Linked DNA regions of Mus musculus: region 2 is linked to region 1. A link is a loop called in an ENCODE intact Hi-C map of the cell type or tissue named here. Cell type or tissue: left cerebral cortex. All regions are shown on one strand. Each heading gives the region's core, and the rest is flanking DNA. Links, peaks and the distances in the headings are about the cores only.

Region 1 (8,558 bases), core at 3,464-5,963:
AGTTAGGATCACTACAGCAACTCAGTGGATAAAACTGTTTGCCCCTAACCCTGACAAACTAAGTTTGTTCAATCCCCAGGACCCATATAGTGAAAGGAGAAAACAACTCCTACAAGCTGACCGCTGACCTCTACCTACATGCTGCGGCACATATATACACACACACAAGCAAATACATAAATAAAATACTTTTAATAATAAAAATAAATCTTTTTTAAAATTAAGTTCTACCTTGCTGACTCTGTGATGTGAAGTATTTCCCCAAATTATTACTTCCTTCTTCTTCAGTTTACTTAAGTCATTTGTTTACCTTCAGTTGTGTTACCTGATGTGTGAGGAGCCTACAAGTAGCATATGTAAATGTAAAAGGCCACTCTGAGGCGGAGAGTGCTCGGACTTGCCTGCAACTCCTTGTAAATCTTAATTATTTCAACATTAAACGTTGTAAACCCCACAGGAATAGAATGAGCTCTGGTTCCCTCATCTCTGGCCCGTGCCACCTCCCTGGACAGCATCACTTCTAATTTCACACTGTGCTGCCATATGGCTACAACATAATGAGTTTACCCAAGGTTGACTGTGAAACACAGAACTGATTTAAAAGTGTTTGTGGTTACAAGGATAGCAATAACACCTCTGGAGAGAAATGGCTACACAGCACTTGATAACCTCCTAAGGACAAAGTCCTGCAATGGGAATGCCCTGGGCATAAGGCACACACTTAAGGAGATTTGGCCATGCTGCCAAAGGACAGTCAAGTAGCTCCCTCTCCCGCAACAAGAGCTGGCCGATGGCCAGACCCCACTAACTGGACAGAAGCAATCTCCACGCTGGCTCTGTGCCTGAGATATTTTTTCCACTGGTACCTCTTCTTTTGTAAACTACTCATATCCTGTGTCCATCTGCTAACAAGGATTCACCTGCTTACTGATTTGCAAAGTGAGAATTCCTTCTGTGTCATTTGTGCTGTATGGCCAGCAAATAGCAGTCCCACCAAAAGATGTCCACATCTAGAACTGTGGGCGTGTTACCCTTTCCTGTACAGCCATCAGAATAGTGTGCCTATCAAAGAGAACAGTAGCCTAGTGTTAGAATGCCCTGTGGTCATTCCTATGGGAACACAGCACGCACTCACATTAAACCCAGTGCTGGTTTTCCCTTGGAAAAGAGGTATACCTGAACCTAAGAAAAGAGAGGCAGGCAGAAAATTCTAGACAGATGGGGCCTGGGAGATGTTCAGTAGTTAAGAGGACAGGAATCTGAAACCCCAGGACTCACATGTAACCCCAGATGTATAAGTGAGCATGGTAGTTCATCTGTAATTCCAACCCAGGGAGGGGGAGACAGAGGAAGCCTGGGACAGCTTGGTTAGCAGGACCAATGGCACCACACCAAACAGTTCTGGTTGACTGACACACCTTGCCTCAGTGAAAAGGTGAAGAGCAATGGAGGAAGGCTCACACTTTACGTGGGTAAGCACAGCTACATAGATTTGAAGTGGGTGGGTGCAGTTATATGGGGCATGAGGGATGGGTGCAGTTACACAGGATATAAAATAGAAGAACTAACATGCTTGCTGAACCCTGACTAGAGCTTCCACCTGACTGGCTGGATTTTCTCTCTTGTACCCCAGGCAATACTCTTTGAGTATTAGTCCCAAGAAGTGCCCGTGAGTACCCATCTCAACTGACCCATCATAACTAACCTCCTGTAGCAGTCACTGACCACAGTAAGACAAAAAAGTGAAGAGCCTTACTTCAGCCCTAACCTTCCAGTCCTTCCAGTGACTTCCAGAACATCCTGAGGCAAGAACCAAGCCCCCACAGCCCTGTGCATTACCTGCATTTTACAGAACCCAGGAGAATCAGAAATGTGCTGTTTGTCAAGGGAGAGAACAGGTATATAGTTACTCAGATCATACACAACCTAGAGTAGCCTTTCTCCAAATCTCAGGGGTGCCTGACCCTGGTGCAGTGTTCTCAAGATGAAGAGTCAAAGGGTCCAGGTTCCAATTCCAGGGCCAACACTTACTGGTTGGTAAAACTCAAAACGAGTCAACTCTCTGGTCCTTAAGTTCCTCGGCCTGGGAGAGGAAATGAGAATTTTTACAGGGTACAGTTGTGGATGTGTGGCGGAGAGGGTTTACCTGGGTGAAGCCTGGCATCCAAACAGAAGTCAAGTACACACCGTGGCCAAGACAGCCACAGTGGTAGCACTTTGTATACAGAAAGTGACCCACAGAGAGCACCTGTCACAACTGCCAATCTCTCTTGCCTCTAATACTCACAGGCTTCTTCTATTCCCAATATATTTATATTCAAAACAGTAGGCAGCTTGGCCTGCAGGGCACTATTTGCATGTCATTTTCATAAAAGTCTCTGCAGCATTATCAAAGATTTCAGGCCTTTCCCTCCCAGCAGAACAGGAAACTCATTAATTCTTCATAGGCAAACCACTTGTGTTTATTGAGTAGAAAATGTTCCAACAAAGTTCAAGCTCAGACTTAAAGGAGCCTCGTTTTTATCTTATTAAAATTGCATTTATTTGGTCTAGCATTGCTAAAGAAGAAAAACAGACTTCAGTGGAGCCACTGAAAAGGCCTGGCAAGTGGCACGCATACTTACCTCAGATAAGGAAACCTTTCTGGAAGAATACTCATAGCTGGGGGCGCGCTGCAGAGGTATGTGTGCAGGCTCTCTGACCCACTCCCCCAAAAAAGTACATAAATATGCTCTTGAAATTATTGAATAAATTATATATCTTTTAAGACTCTACAGTTATACAGCACCCTAGGGATACTTTGTGAAAGCAAGGACACGTGACATAACGCCACGTCCTGCCACAGAGACACAAAACCTCTTGTGTAAGCACATAAGGAAAGAGACTCAGCAAAGTCTGTGACACTACACAGGCAGCTAAAAAGTCTTAGCAGGGCTGGGCATCAGAGCTGCGGCCTCCTGTGTGCTGAGCCACACCTCCAGGACATGCATGACCAAGATGCTGAATGTGATAAGACCCGTAGCCAGCGCGCAGAAGGCTCCAAGCTCTCTCTCCTAGATGCTCGCTACCACCTGAGGACTGAGTACAAAGGAAGCAGGGCCTGTGAGTGTAAACACAGACGAGGTACCAACCAAGCCAGACAGAGCAGGCGCTAACCGTGGTGGACAGAGATGAGATTAACTCACCAACAGAACACTGAAAGCAAGTTAAAAATACCCATGTATATTTAATGTACAACACATGTCACTAGTAAATGTTGGTGCAAAACCTTGTCCTTTTTGCATGTGTACCTGAATGCAAAAATAATTCCTATCACGTGTATCTTAGTTACCTTTCTATTGCTGTGATAAACACCATGACCAAAAAAGCAACCTAGGATGGGGGGCGGGAGGGGGTTGTTTCATCTTACACTTCCAGGTACTGTCCATCACTGAGAGAAGTCGGGGCAGGAAATTAAGCAGGGCAGGAAGCTGGAGACTGGAACTTTTGAAGAAGCTCAGTACAGGATGCATGACAATGAAGGCGTAGCGCAGGACAGTGACTGTGTAGAAGCAGGGAAAGGAACCTGGGCGCAAAGACTCAGCAACCTCCACTGTGTGTGACGCTTCTTCCTGCTGGAGGACATGCTAGAGCTCTAGGGGCCGCAGTCACCGCAGGTGGTCTCTATCTCTAACTAGTCTTCTAAGGGACAAGGCTTTAGGACAGTGGTTCTCAGCCTTCCCAATGTGCAACACTTTAATACAGTTCCTCAGGTTGTGGCAACCCCCCAGTTTAAAATTACTACTTCATAACTGTAACTTTGCTACTGTTATGAATCATAATGTAAATATGTATTTTCCGATAGTCTTAGACAATCCCTATGAAAGAGTCATTTGACCCCCAAAAGGGGTGCAACCCAGAGGTTGAGAACCACTGCTCTAGGGTCACAAGAGACCGACTCTTGTAAGGCACTGCTTCACTGAGCCAGAAGGGTCAAAGTGCAGCAGTTTTTAGAGAGGCAGGTCATACAGATCTGATGAACAGAAAGCCCCACAGCCCAGCACAGCAAGCAGACAACAAGGAAAGGGCCTATAAAGTCTGTCAAGTGAACAGGGAATGAAGGTGAAGTGTTCACAATGGAATATTAAATCATAAAAATGATGCATGAATGAAACCAGCTATGTGCTGCCTACCTGTAATCCCAGCAGTCAGGGGGCAAAGGTAGGAGAACTGAGTTCAAGGTCATCCTACATAGCCAGACCCCGTCTCAAGCAGGGAGTGAGGAAATTACAAATGGTCCCCAACTTACGATGGCTCAGACAATTTCCAAATTTCACAAGGGTGTGAGAGTAATAAATACTAAGCAGAAAACACACATTTGACCTGTAATCTTTCTCAGGCTTGTAATATGTGATGCAATACCTTTTCTCAATACTGGGTGGCAGCAGTGAGCCCCAGTTCCTGCCAGCCTACAGCAAGAGCAGAGATCGTGGTGCTTCACAGTCAGTATAGCCCTAGGTTAGGAGATCTGGTGTGCCGCAGAGCTCTGTGCACTTTCCCCTTACAACAGGGCACCAGGATGGAATCCTACTGTAAACCAAGGAACACCCCAAGTGTCTCAAGCTGTAACATAGACAAGCCTTAAAAATATGCCAAGCAAGCTGGACAGTGGTGGCACACACCTTTAATCCCAACATTCAGAGACAGGCAGATCTCTGAGTTCGAGGCCAGTCTGCTCTGCAGAGTGAGTTCTAGGACAGCCAGGACTATACAGGAAATCTCTGTCTAGAAATATATATGTGCTAAGCAAAAAGGAGGTCAAACAGAACTCAAGAGGCTGAGGCAAGAGGGTAGTAGGTCAAAATCAGCCTGGGATACACAATGAGGCCCCATCTCAAACAAACAAAAAGTTACCAAGATATGCTGCTGTATGAATACAGTAGGAAATGTCTAAAGATTCACCCACAGAGACAGGGTAGATTACAGGTTTCCTGGGAAAGGGTAGAAAGTAAAGGCGTAAGAAGATATGGTTTCTCTTTCTTGGAATGAAAGTATCTGAAGTCAACTGTGATCATAATTACATAATTCTAAATATGCATTTTAAAATCCTGAATGTCTGGCTGGCAAGATGGCTCCTTGAATAAGACACAAGTAGACTTGAGTTTGAATCTCAGAGTCCACAAGATGAAAGGAGATCAGACTCCCAAACATTGTCTTCTGTTCTTCATAGACAGATAGGTTGTGGTTTTACCTATACACACACACACACACACACAGAGAGAGAGAGAGAGAGAGAGAGAGAGAGAGAGAGAGAGAGAGAGAGAGAGAGAGAGAGAGAGATTTAAATTGTGAACATTTTAACTGGGTAAATTGTATAATATGTAAATTATATCACTATATAGAAGGAAGGAGGCCACAGGCCAAACATAAACAAACAAGTAAACAAATCAGGGGGCTTCACATGAAAAGAACAGGGACTTTACATCCCCTCAAAGCAGAGAAAGAAAACTTTACAAGGATTCCTTGGTAACCGGAGTGTACTGAGAGGGGCTGTTAGTTATGCTCCAGTGTCTACCCTACACAGATCCCAGAACAACACAGGTAGGAAGGGCTCAGCCATGGAGAACAAGCAAGCAAGCACATCATGGAGGCCACAGGTGGCAGCCCTGTTACTCAACACAGGCTCTCACTCACATGCAAGCAGGGCAATCTCCACAGAGGGCAGCACATGACATGGTGAGCCATGGAAGGGCAGCAAAGAGATGACAGAGGAACAGCGCCCTGGAGCAGATACCTCACAGCCCCAAGGGGGCTAGAAAAATTTATCTTTTTCAGGACAAGGAAGCACCCATTAAAATGACAGCTAGGAAGGAAGGAAGGAAGGAAGGAAGGAAGGAAGGAAGGAAGGAAGGAAGGAAGGAAGGAAGGAAGAAAGAAAGGAAGGAAGAAAGGAAGAAAGGAAATAAATTAGGAAGGAAATTAGGAAGGAAGGAAGGCAGGCAGGCAGGCATCAGCAGCTCACACCTTTAATCCCAGAATTTAGGAGGCGGAAGCAAATGGATCTCTTGAGTTCAAGGCCAACTTGGTCTACTCAGAAAGTTCCAGGAAAGCCAGGTATACACAGAAGAACCCTGTCTTGAAGCTACCCCTCCCCAAAATGACAGCTCAAGAAGGGGAGCTGAGAAGGGAAGAAAGTGATAATAATGCAGCCCAAGAATCAGGGGCACCTCTTGAAGGCTGGTGTGGGGCAGGACGGGCTGAAGACACTGAGGAAATGCCCAAGAGAGAAAGAAAATCTCTGAGGTATGTGCCACATTAGGACTTTGGCCAGAACAGCCCTTACCAGTCAGGAGAGTACATCAAATTCTCCAGCTTGGCCTTTGCTTGAGGGGCACCATAAAATACTGTCTGTTCTGCACGACACAGCTCGATTAAGTCTCATCAAATACCACACACCAGCAGCAGCCAATGCTAACACCCAAAGGGAAGAGAGAAACAAGGGCGGCAGGGTTGCTTCACAAGGTAGACAATTCATTAGGACACAGCACAAAGAACAGTAAAGGAGGAATGGCCACAATTCAGTCACAAGATCGCAGGTTCTAACAAGGCAGCTCCCTAGGCTGTCCCTGCCACTAAGGTCCACAGTGACACTGATGGACTTGCCCCTCTTCAGTACCTGGTCTTTGCCCTGCCTCTCTACTTGCACATATGTCCACAGGCAGCATCCCTCGTCACCCAGTAAGAGCTCATCTCTATTCAGATGACAGGGATTAGCATGGCCCATCTGGCCTTGGAGTAAGAATGTTCAGAGAAGATGCTCTTTTCAGGCCAGCACAGAAACATGTATAAGGGAACAAGCAGACAGCAGCTCTGGACCTCTGACATTCAGATCTGGCTAGTGCACAGTGGCTAGTTCAGGCAGGCTCAGTGTGCATGGAGAGAAGCAGTTCTCAACCTGTGGGTCACGACCCCCACAAGGGTCACATAGCAGATATTTACATTTTGATTCGTAACAGTAGCAAATTTGCAGTTATGAAGCAGCAATGAAATAATGTTATGGTTGGGGGTCACCACAAGATGAAGAACTGTATTAAAGGGTCGCAACACCAGGAAGGTTGGAACCACTAAAGTAAAGGAAGACAGCAGATCAGCATGCTGGACAAGCCCTGGGCACACATCAGGCCTGGAGTGCATTCTCAGAGGGTGATCCTAGAATGAAAGAGTACACCCAGGAGGATATGTGGGACAGACCAATGCTTCACATGAGGTAAGAAGGGCTCTAGGCTGAATATACATGCCTACAACGGTCCAGCCAGCTCACAGAGGAGCAGCAGCCTTGTGCCAAGACTGAGCTTCCTCACTGCAGCCCATGCAGGGAGAGTAAACAGCACATGTAGGGACTCAATGCCAGGCCAGGATCCGCCTGCACTGTCTCTCCAGTCCCAGCAGCAGCCTCAGCCCTGAGCTCGCTGCATGGGAGACTCCACAGCTGTGCCCTGAACTGGGAGGGAACAGCGAAGGTGGAACCTCCTTACTATGCCAAGAAAAGAGGAAACAACATTTCAAAAAAGGAGAACAGAAAGTCTGGCATCCTCACAATAGCAGTCTCTAGGACAAGCCACAGGAATGGGAAGAACAGTGGTCACACTCCCTCAGACCCTGTGACACCTCTGCCTCTTATCTGCACACCAGCATGAGCCTAGAAGCAGCTTGCCTAACCCGGCAAACCCAGAGACATGCCTAAATGCAGCCTGGCAGCTCTGGAGCTCAGCGCTCTTCGGGTGGCGAGAAGCCCAACACACCCTGAAGGCTCTGAGAAGCTGGTGGGAGTCTAAGCTACCCCTGGAGGGCCCAGTTCCAGTGGGCTGGGGTGAGTCAGCTTTTTAGAGATGCACAGCTAGAGGACGAGACAGAGATGAGAAGTTGTGTGCTATGACAGTCCTCCTCCAGTTCAAATCTTGATTCTGCTGACAAGCCACAGGGCTCTAAGCAAGCTTCATCAGTGAAAGGCAAACCACAGTCCCATGCCCCACCAACCACTATAAGGCCTGGACCACTCAGAAAACAATCCCACAGCCCTGTCACCAATCAGCTCTGGGACTCCCACCTCCATGACACAGGCACAGCATGGACACCCTGCTCTAGAAATGAGTTTTAGGAATCTATCCCTAGACTCCATACTAGAAGGAGAACATGGTCACCCATGGCTGCTCCAGAGGCCAAGTGATACTCCCCACATCCAACTTCTGGGTGAAGTCCTTACAGCCAGCCACCTTGCTGGCAGAAAGCTTGGTTCCTGGTGCTGGACTCCTGTCACAGAACAGTCTGCAAGGCTCCACATGGCAGGTACTGGGAAGTCACAGATCTCTAGGGGGGAGGGTTAGGGAGAGGGCTAAGCTGCAGGAAGAGAAAGGTCATTCTCCTGCCCAGGACCATGGCAAGTTACCATGGCCCTCATCCTGATGGAGCATGGAGAGTTAGGGAAGAGAGCAGAGCAAGTCTCACTGTCTTCCCTTCTCCACACTCCTCTTTTTCTCTGGACACAGCAGGGAGCTGAGTGCATTTGCTGCCCTCATGGT
Region 2 (8,558 bases), core at 3,322-5,821, 61 kb after region 1:
TCCCCCCAGCCCATGTCACAGGCAGTGGCTCCATCACAGTGAAGAACCTGGCAGGAGAGAGACAGAAGAGCTCTGTGTTTGGGGCAGACACTTCTAACACCTCTGAGCTGAACTCCAAAAATGTGAAAACCGTTTAAAATACAGTCTTGTAAGATGTGCCAGGGCAGGTAAGATGAACCTGCCCTAATGTGTTAACTAAAAGAGCACCCTCCTAGGCAGACAGAGACCAGATCTCGTAGCCGTTTGCTATTCTTTGTAACTGGAGTAGTGTTTTTGAAAACAAAGGCTCTGAGCAGGCGTGCGTGGAAGTGCAGGTGCGAGTGTATGCCTGTGTGCATGCGAGCAATGCATGTGTGCGAAAGCACATGTGCACGTGTAGAGGTCAGAGGTTAACATCAAGCATCTTCCTCGGTCACTCTCCGACTTTATTTTCATTAAAAATTTTTTATATTTATTTTATCCTATGCTCCTGAGTGTTTTGACGGCATGTATGGATATGTACCATGTGTTCCTGGTGCCTGCACAGGCCAGGAAAGGGAGTCAGATCTCCTGGAACTGGAGTTACAGATAGCCATGAGCTGCCATGTGGTTGCTGGAAATTAGACCCAGAGCTCTTAATCACTGAGCCATCTCTCCAGCCCCTTCTCCCACACTTAACTTCCCCTCCCCAACCTCAATTTGCTTTTTGAGGCAGGCTCTCTTTTTCAGACCTGGGACTAGAATGTCTGGCCAATGAACCTCTGGGGTGTCCTGTCTCTACCCACCCACCCCCAAACCCCTGGATCACAAACAAGCCCCACACGAACTGTAACTGACTTTCCAAGTAGGTGCTGGGGATCGAACCTGAGCCCCTATGCTTGTTCAGCAAGCATTTTACCTACTAGTCATCTCCTCAGGCCCCGAGAAGACAGTCTTCCTCACTCGGCTTGTGATTTGTTTTGCAATCCATGCCATTGCTTTGCTGGGCTGACGAGAAGCTGGAATGATGGGGGTGGAGGTGGGGTGACTCATGAGGCAAGGGTGTCTGGAAGGGGTCCCTGGGAGGCACTACCAAAGTTCACTTGGCCTGTACCAGGAAGGTAGGAGGGGGCAGGGGTTACTCTAACCTCTGGATTCTGAAGGAAAAGGGTAGATTTCTCTGGGGGGGGGCAGAAACTCGCTCTGGCTTGAAGGAGAGAGTGACTTCTCAGTGCTCGTGCCACCGGCAAGAAGGTGGCACTTCGAGGTGGACCTCACTCCTCCAACTAGGCCCTCTGGACAAGTATGTAGAATGATTTGAAAAACCATCATCATTCTAGCTTCTCGTCAGCCCAGCAAAGCAATGGCATGGATTGCAAAACAAATCACAAGCCGAGTGAAGAAGACTGTCTTCTCGGGGCCTGAGGAGATGACTAGTTTGCTGGTAGTAAGGAGTCCAGGGTTGGACCCACGATTGGCTAGGTCCTTGTGCAACAGGCTGATGGGGACGCATCCAGAGTCCCAAATGGAGTGGGCAAGGACACCTATGAGTGCTTACCTCGTCCTACACAGTGTTGGGGGCACTGGAGGTTAGAGTGAACTGGCCTCTGTACCCACAACAGGTTGGGGCCCCACTTTGGTGTACTCAGGACAGCAACACCATAAACAGGGCCACCTCTCAGAATGGTGGGGGCACCAGGAGCAGCACTCTGTGTCCCCACATCAGGTGTGTGACTGGCACAGTGAATGGTACTGTGGTCCCTGTGAGGGGACAGGTAGAGACTGCACAATGCGGGTGTGGGCTTGGTCCTTTTGGGCTGTGGGCCACAGCATCTGTCATCTTTTGTGTCTTGGACACTCACTGCTCCTGCCCTAAGGCTGACCCGCAGTCTGACTGTGAGGTCCTGGAAAAGGAAGTTAATATCCTTTGTAGCGATCCAGGACATTTGACTCTGAGTCATAGCCAGCCATTATTTTATTAAAGGGAAGGGGACGTGCCTAATGACTGTCAGCCACTGCTTTTCTGTGATCAGGAACAGGATCTACAAGAGCCTAGGGTAACATCCACCACTCATGGCCGAGGCTGCCTGGCAAGCTGAGTGTAGAAGCATGAGAAAGTTGGCTGCTCTTGGCACATCCCAGCTGCAGCCTAGACAGCACAGGGCACAGCAAGACAGCATACCGTTCTTGGACCAGATGAGCTATGCCTAGCCCTGGCTTTCTTATTTCTTTCCCTTCAAAGCAGAAAGTTCCCTGAAGGGCAGCCTGTTGCCAGTGTCCTCATCACACAGGCTCGGGGCCTGCCTGGTCTGGGAAAAACTGCACTTCTCATCCCGGGTCTCTGTGAACCTTCTAACCTTGCTGGTAGTGTATGAGGACGTGTACCAGAGAAATATAGCATTCTATAGGAAAAGAAAGGGCCCAGAATTCCTGCCTGGCCAGCTGTTTGCCAGGGTCCCCCTCCTGTTCTCAGTTGCTGTGGTTGATGTCATCAAGTGTCCATGTGGCCATCCTGGTGTGTGGGCATCTCCCCGTACGGTCTAGACTGCATATCAGAGAACTTGTTTGAGGGGCATTCCACCCCAAGAGGTCCAGATGCCAGCTCCTTCAATACCTCTGAGTCACACAGTTCTCGCCACTGACCCCTGTGACTGACAGTCTCAGTTTCCTGGCACAAGGCATTGGATGTAGAGGTGGGGGTGTAGAAGATGTAGAGGTGCTGTGCAGGGATGGGGGGCCTGTTGGAAGCACAGCGCCACTGATGATAGCTCAGGTTTCTGATAGGTCATTTTTATCGAGCCGTTCTTCTTTGTCCACAGATCCTCATTCCTTCCCTTCCCTTAGCCCCGCCCAGTCCCTAGCAGGGAGATGCTACAATCTCCTACACCCTACATGACATTCCCATCATAGAGCCCCTCTCTCCTTGCATCCCTGACTCCTTGTCCCTCACTGCTTCTTGGCCTACCCTCTTCCTACTGTTGTTCTCTCCGGAACCACTAGCTCAATCACAAGATCTCCCCAGCCCCTCCCCCCCCCCACGCCAGGCCTGAGTCCCTCCTGACAGCTCATGTGACTTACCCTAGTTCAATGTTTTTCCGCCTCCCAATTCACCCATCCGGTTATGCTTGTGGGGATCTAAACAGTGCTGGTTTTAGAGCTTTTGTTCCCACCAAGGGACAATGCCAGTGTCACATGAGCCGTGGTGTGGCTTGTGTGCAACGGCAGCTGTGGAATGTACTGTGGGCTGCGTGGCTGTGTGGGGTCCCTGGTGCAGCATGGCCTTTGGGGTCTGGCCAGCAGAGCATGTGACATCAGGGACATTAGGACACTGTTCTCTCCTTTCTTGGTCTGAGACTCCCTCTGAATATGTAAGATGAAGCATGATTCGTGGGCACACTTTTAAGAGAGTTGTCCAACCGTCACTAGCACACTTTAGTTATTTTGTGATGTAACACGGTTGCCTCTTAGTCTTCTGAACATCAGATGCTTATCTCACTCCACGACTGTGCTTAGCAGCTGTGACTTCTGTCACCTGATTCTTAGGGACAGTCACAGTTATGAATAAGAGGCACTGGGAAATGCTTGAAGTCTGCCCTCAGTGGTCCTAGACTCAAAGCACAGGGGGCTTTATCAGAGGGTCACTGCCTCAGGTTTGTTCTGAGGACCTGATGTGAGCTTGGCAGGTGAGCCATAACAGCACAGAGATGTGCCTCTGTCACCTCCTGGTGTTGCAGGAAGGAGGCAGTCAGAGGTCGGGTGGGTACAGGGAGTGGGTGCAGGGTCACAAGCAGGGCAGGATTTGGAGGCGGCTCCATGAGGGCCAGGTCAACATCCCCAGAAATGGGGAAGATGGGTAAGTTGCAGGAGAAGGGAGGGGCCATGTCGGAGAATTGGCTGCTGGTGGCAAGCTACTTGCTATGTAGAAGGTGTCCAGATGTCTGTCACAGGGCCTGTCCTGAGTAACATCCTCGCAGGAGTAACGAGGAGCTGTGTGGGGTGAGGGAAGGGGAAGACTAGGGAAGGGAGAATTAGAAGCAGCTAAAAACTGAATTTCGGAGGCACAATGGTATAAAAATGGGAATCCCAGGAGGCAGCCACCTGTGGAATGCTGAGGGTGGCCCCAGACCCAGGGTGGGCACAGGGTCCACAAGGCAATGGGCTTGATCCTGCTCAGTTCAGCCCCTCCCAGTGTATGTGCCTCTGGGGATTCTGGGGGCATGACTACAATCCTTTCATGGCTCAGATCGAACCTTCCAGGTTCTGATGACCCAATTTCAATGGCACCAACTTGGGGAAAAATACTACCACAAAGGGATCACAGGTGCCACCACAGCATGGCCTGCTAATTTGGGTGCTGGCAGAGACGCAGGATTTTTTTAGCTAGACTGCAGGGTTGAGAGCCAACCTAGGAAGCCAGCAGGTAGCAATGTTCATCTGTACAAAAATACAAGGTGATTCATAAAGAAGCATTGGGAGTCCAGCCTGTGTTCAAAGAGGATGCTGTGTCTGTAATTGCCTCTGCTCCCCCTGACCGGCATAGCCTCAGCCCACAGCTTCTGTCGGAACCTGTTATTTCCCAAGGCTGCGTGCCCAGCCTAGAACTTTCTTTTGATCCAAGTTAAGTAATTACAGCATGCGTCAAGCAAGTTTAGACCAGTCTGCCTCTCTCTGAGCTACTGGGTTAGAGATTTTTAGTCACCAGGCATGACGGGGTACACCCATATGCACTCAAGAGGCTGAGGCAGGAGGATTGAGAGTCCATGGCTAATCTGGGATATCTAGAAAGACTGTACTTAACTCAAAGCAACAGAATCAAACCAAAAGATTGCCTGGAGCTGTGATTCTCTAGGCCAGTGGTTCTCAACCTTCCTAGTGCTACAGCCCTTTAATACAGTGCCTCACGTTGTGGTGCCCCCCACCCCCATCATAAAATTCTTCCATTGCTATTTCATAACTGTAATGTTGCTACTGTTAAGAATTGTAATGTAAGCCGAGCAGTGGTGGCACACGCCTTTAATCCCAGCACTCGGGAGGCAGAGGCAGGCCGATTTCTGAGTTTGAGGCCAGCCTGGTCTACAGAGTGAGTTCCAGGACAGCCAGGGCTCCACAGAGAAACCCTGTCTTGAAAAACCAAAAATAAATAAATAAATATATAAAGAAATGTAATATCCAATGTCTGAGACATGACCCAAAGAAGTATTGATCAACAGGTTGAGAAAACACGCTATTCTGGGCCCAAGTCGTCCCATCTTCTTGCATCCAATCAGAGCCCAGCTTCCCTGGAACACTTCTCCACAGACTGGACCCAGATTCTCACATACTTTGGTGGCCCTGGCATCCTTTATTATGTGTCTTCTATCCCTCTTGGATTTCTGAGCCACTTTAGGCCTCAGAACAGAGAACACGTCCAGAACACGCCTCACATAGTACAATAGCTGACTCAGCAATCAGCACTTGTGGCTTAAATAGCTGAACAGACAGACCATGTAAGGGTCACAGCTCGAGTCTGCCCTCCGATGACACCAAGCTGCCTCTTGTTCTGAGTGGCATGACCTCCAACCTTCCTGCCTGCTTTCCTTCCTTCTTTAAAAAAAAGAAAAGAAAAAGAAAAAGAAAAAAAGATTGCTGTTTATTTGTTGGGAGAGGGTGCGTGCCAGGGTGTGTTCGGGGAAGTTAGAGGACAACCAGGAGAAGCTGGTTTCCCCCTTCCACCCTGCAGATCCCAGGATTTCACGCCGGACATCAAGCGCCATCTTGTCAACCCTCGCCTTCCTTTGTGTTTGGGGTTATGGAATGAGTGTAGGAACGATTATGCGCAGCCTTCGGAGTTTGGGGTGGGGTGGGGGGGGAGGCTTTTCTGTCTGTGTAGCTCTGATGGGTCCTCGGATCTAAGTGTGGTGTCTTTGTAGATGCCCGCTCGGTACTGGTGTCGGAGATCATCGCTGTTGAGGAAAAAGACGACTGCGAGAAACACGCCTCCAGTGGCCGATGGCATAAAATGGAAAATCCGTTCGCATTCACAGGTGAGGGGGCCTCAGTGTTTGCCAACTCCCCAGGCCCTCCCCTGTCCCTCCACCCCACCCCCGACCCCAGTTAGCTCCATGAAGACCTCGGAGAAGGTCTTATCAAAGCCAGTGACTGGCTCATCTTCACAGACTCTGATAGCAATCATTCAAAATCTATTTTGGGGGCTGGGAAAACGTGTATGTAAAGGGCTCTCTGTCTCTCCCTGTGTTGCTAAAATTCTACCTCCTCCCAGCGTCTCAAGGACAAACCCAGGCAATTTAGCACCAAAGTTCGCTCTTGGGGAAACTGATGAATTTATCGGGCTTCTTTACAGAGCCTAGACGAGGACTTACTTACAAAGGTGTGGTGTCCCTCACCCAACAGGGATCTGGGTTTCTCTTATAACCACATAGCTTGAGCCTCAGCTTTAGTCCCCACCACCCCCCATATACTCTGGCCCCGCCCCCTGACCATGCGCAGCACTGCCCAATGGTTCAGGGCAACGGGTTATTCAAGTGAGGATCTCTTGCCGTCCTCTCTGAGCCTCTACAAAGGGGGTGTAAACTGTCAACCAGTCTTGCTGGGGTGATCTTTTGCAAGGGAGCACAACTGAACTCCTCAAGGTGGTGTGGTTTGGCCATCCGGGCAGTCCTGCAGTGAGATGAGGGGTGGAGAAAAGAGACTCCCAGCCCTGAGGTCTCCCTTCTGTAGCGGTAGATGCTGCTAACCAGTGTTGGTTTTCACACAGTCCACCGTGTGAAGCGAGTACGACATCACCGCTGGAAGTGGGCACGGGTGACCTTCTGGAGCGCCGACGAGCAGCTGTGTCACCTGTGGCTGCAGACCCTCCGTGGGCTGCTGGAGAGCCTGAGTACGTGGGCGAGCTTTCGGATTTGTTGCCAGGCAGCACAGCTGTGGTGGCACGCGGGACTCAGTGACCTGACCCAGGTGGACGTGATGGATCCCTTTGCTTTGTTTTTATGTTTCCAGCTTAGAGAGTCCCAGTGTGGGGAGCAGACGGGTATAGACTCTGCAGCTGCTGTCCTGGCCCAGCCTCTGCTTAGGAGTAGGGAGACTGAAGCAAATCCGTCAGGCCCCAGAGCCTCATTATCTTTCTCTTTTCTCTGTAAGTGGGGTGGGTGCCAATATTTTCCAGGTGTAAATGAGGACTGAACAGAATGTGGGAGAACGACTTCTTACTTTCTGGGAGTGTAGCCTCTCAAGTGCCGCAGAGCCCAGTGCCTTGTTTAATATGTGCCAAGGGACCAGTTTCTTGTCACTTTAAACATGGTGGCTTGTTCTTTTTGCACCCGTAATACTGGGTCATGTTATAATTTTACGTACAAAGGCAACAGCTAATTCAGCTTTAGACTTGGATAATAGCTTTTTACCTTTTGGGGCATTAAACTAGTATATGATTTTTTAAAATTAAAAAAATATTTTTGAAACAGGGTTACTCTTTGTATCTCTGGCTATCCTAGAACTCACTTTATAGACCAAGCTGGCCTCCATCTCATAGAGATCTGCCTGCTCCTGCCTCCCAAGTGCAGAGATTAAAGGTTCGTGCCACCACCACCCACATGATATATGAATTTTAAAAAGTAAATTGTAGGGCCGTTGAGATGGCTCCGTGGGTAAAAAACACTTGCCACCCACACAGAAGACATGAGTTCAACCCCCTAGACCTCTATGTGGTGGAGAGAGAGGGCCAAGACCTTCAAGCTGTGTTCTGAGTCTCACACATCCTGCATGTGCCCTGGAGTGTGTGAGCTAGGCATACATGTGCAATCACATGCTGTACACACACACACTAAAGGAATAAAAAGGAAACAAAAACAAATTAAAGTGAATTATAAAAAAATTTGCATAATGGCACATACCTGAGATCCCAGCACTTGGGAGGGAGGCAGGGCATTTCAATTCCAGGCTGGCCCGTGCTGCATAGTGAGACTTTCTCTAAGCACAAGAGGTGGGGGAAAGGTTGGGGGGGAAGGAAGGGGGTGTGGACAAGAGAAAAGGGGGGCAGCCACTGATAAATTCACTTCCATCTCCAGAACCCATGCCAGAAAGAGACTACCAGTTCCCTTAAATTGTCTCCTCACTTCCACACATAATATAATATAATATGAGGGGGGAAGGGAAGGGGGGACAGAGGGAGCAGGAGGGAGGGAGGGAGAGAGAGAGAGAGAAAGAGAGAAACTGGATTATAAGGTATTTGAAACAACTGAACTCCAGGGCCTCTTCATGAAACACTCCCTCTTTTTTTGGCCTCGAACTCGGAAATCTGCCTGCCTTTGCCTCCCAAGTGCTGGGATTAAAGGCGTGTGCCACCATGCCTGGCTGAAACACTCCATCATCACCCTAGGGTGGTTAGAACTGGTTTTCTAAAATCAGTTTGTCCTGGGACTGGCTTCCCTGCTGCTACCTTCTAAGATCACCCTGAGTTTCTAGACCTTCTGTTGCTAGCTCTGTCCCCTGGCTACTACTCTCTGTGCTGCCCCAGTTTCTCCTGCTTTCTGGTCTCCACTCTTCCTCCCCTCCCCCCACCCCGATGCCCCCCACCACCACTGCTTGCCCCTCCACCCAGTCTTGTT

The links. A loop is a pair of places that touch in the nucleus more often than their neighbours do. Peaks named below come from ENCODE experiments on the same cell type or tissue, not always from the same donor. Only the 100,000 strongest peaks of a DNase experiment are listed, where the experiment ranks them.
Region 2: a loop joins it to region 1, with 2.0 times the contacts of the local background. A loop is called at or near these places in 9 of 42 quality-filtered maps.

Annotation. Positions count from the first base shown.
Region 1 is chr15:86,224,278-86,232,835 of GRCm38, reverse strand. All of the region lies in intron 1 of Tbc1d22a (TBC1 domain family, member 22a), which reads right to left. Among named protein-coding and RNA genes, the nearest start is that of Tbc1d22a, 14 kb to the right of the region's middle. In left cerebral cortex, for the core only: a CTCF peak has its summit at 4,417; a DNase peak (open chromatin) is centred at 4,433.
Region 2 is chr15:86,163,245-86,171,802 of GRCm38, reverse strand. It overlaps Cerk (ceramide kinase), which reads left to right. Exons shown (of 13, transcript NM_145475.4): 2 at 5,868-5,981; 3 at 6,713-6,835. Among named protein-coding and RNA genes, the nearest start is that of Gm15569, 18 kb to the left of the region's middle. In left cerebral cortex, for the core only: no CTCF peak of the experiment used is centred there; a DNase peak (open chromatin) is centred at 4,317; H3K27ac peaks cover 1,386 bases.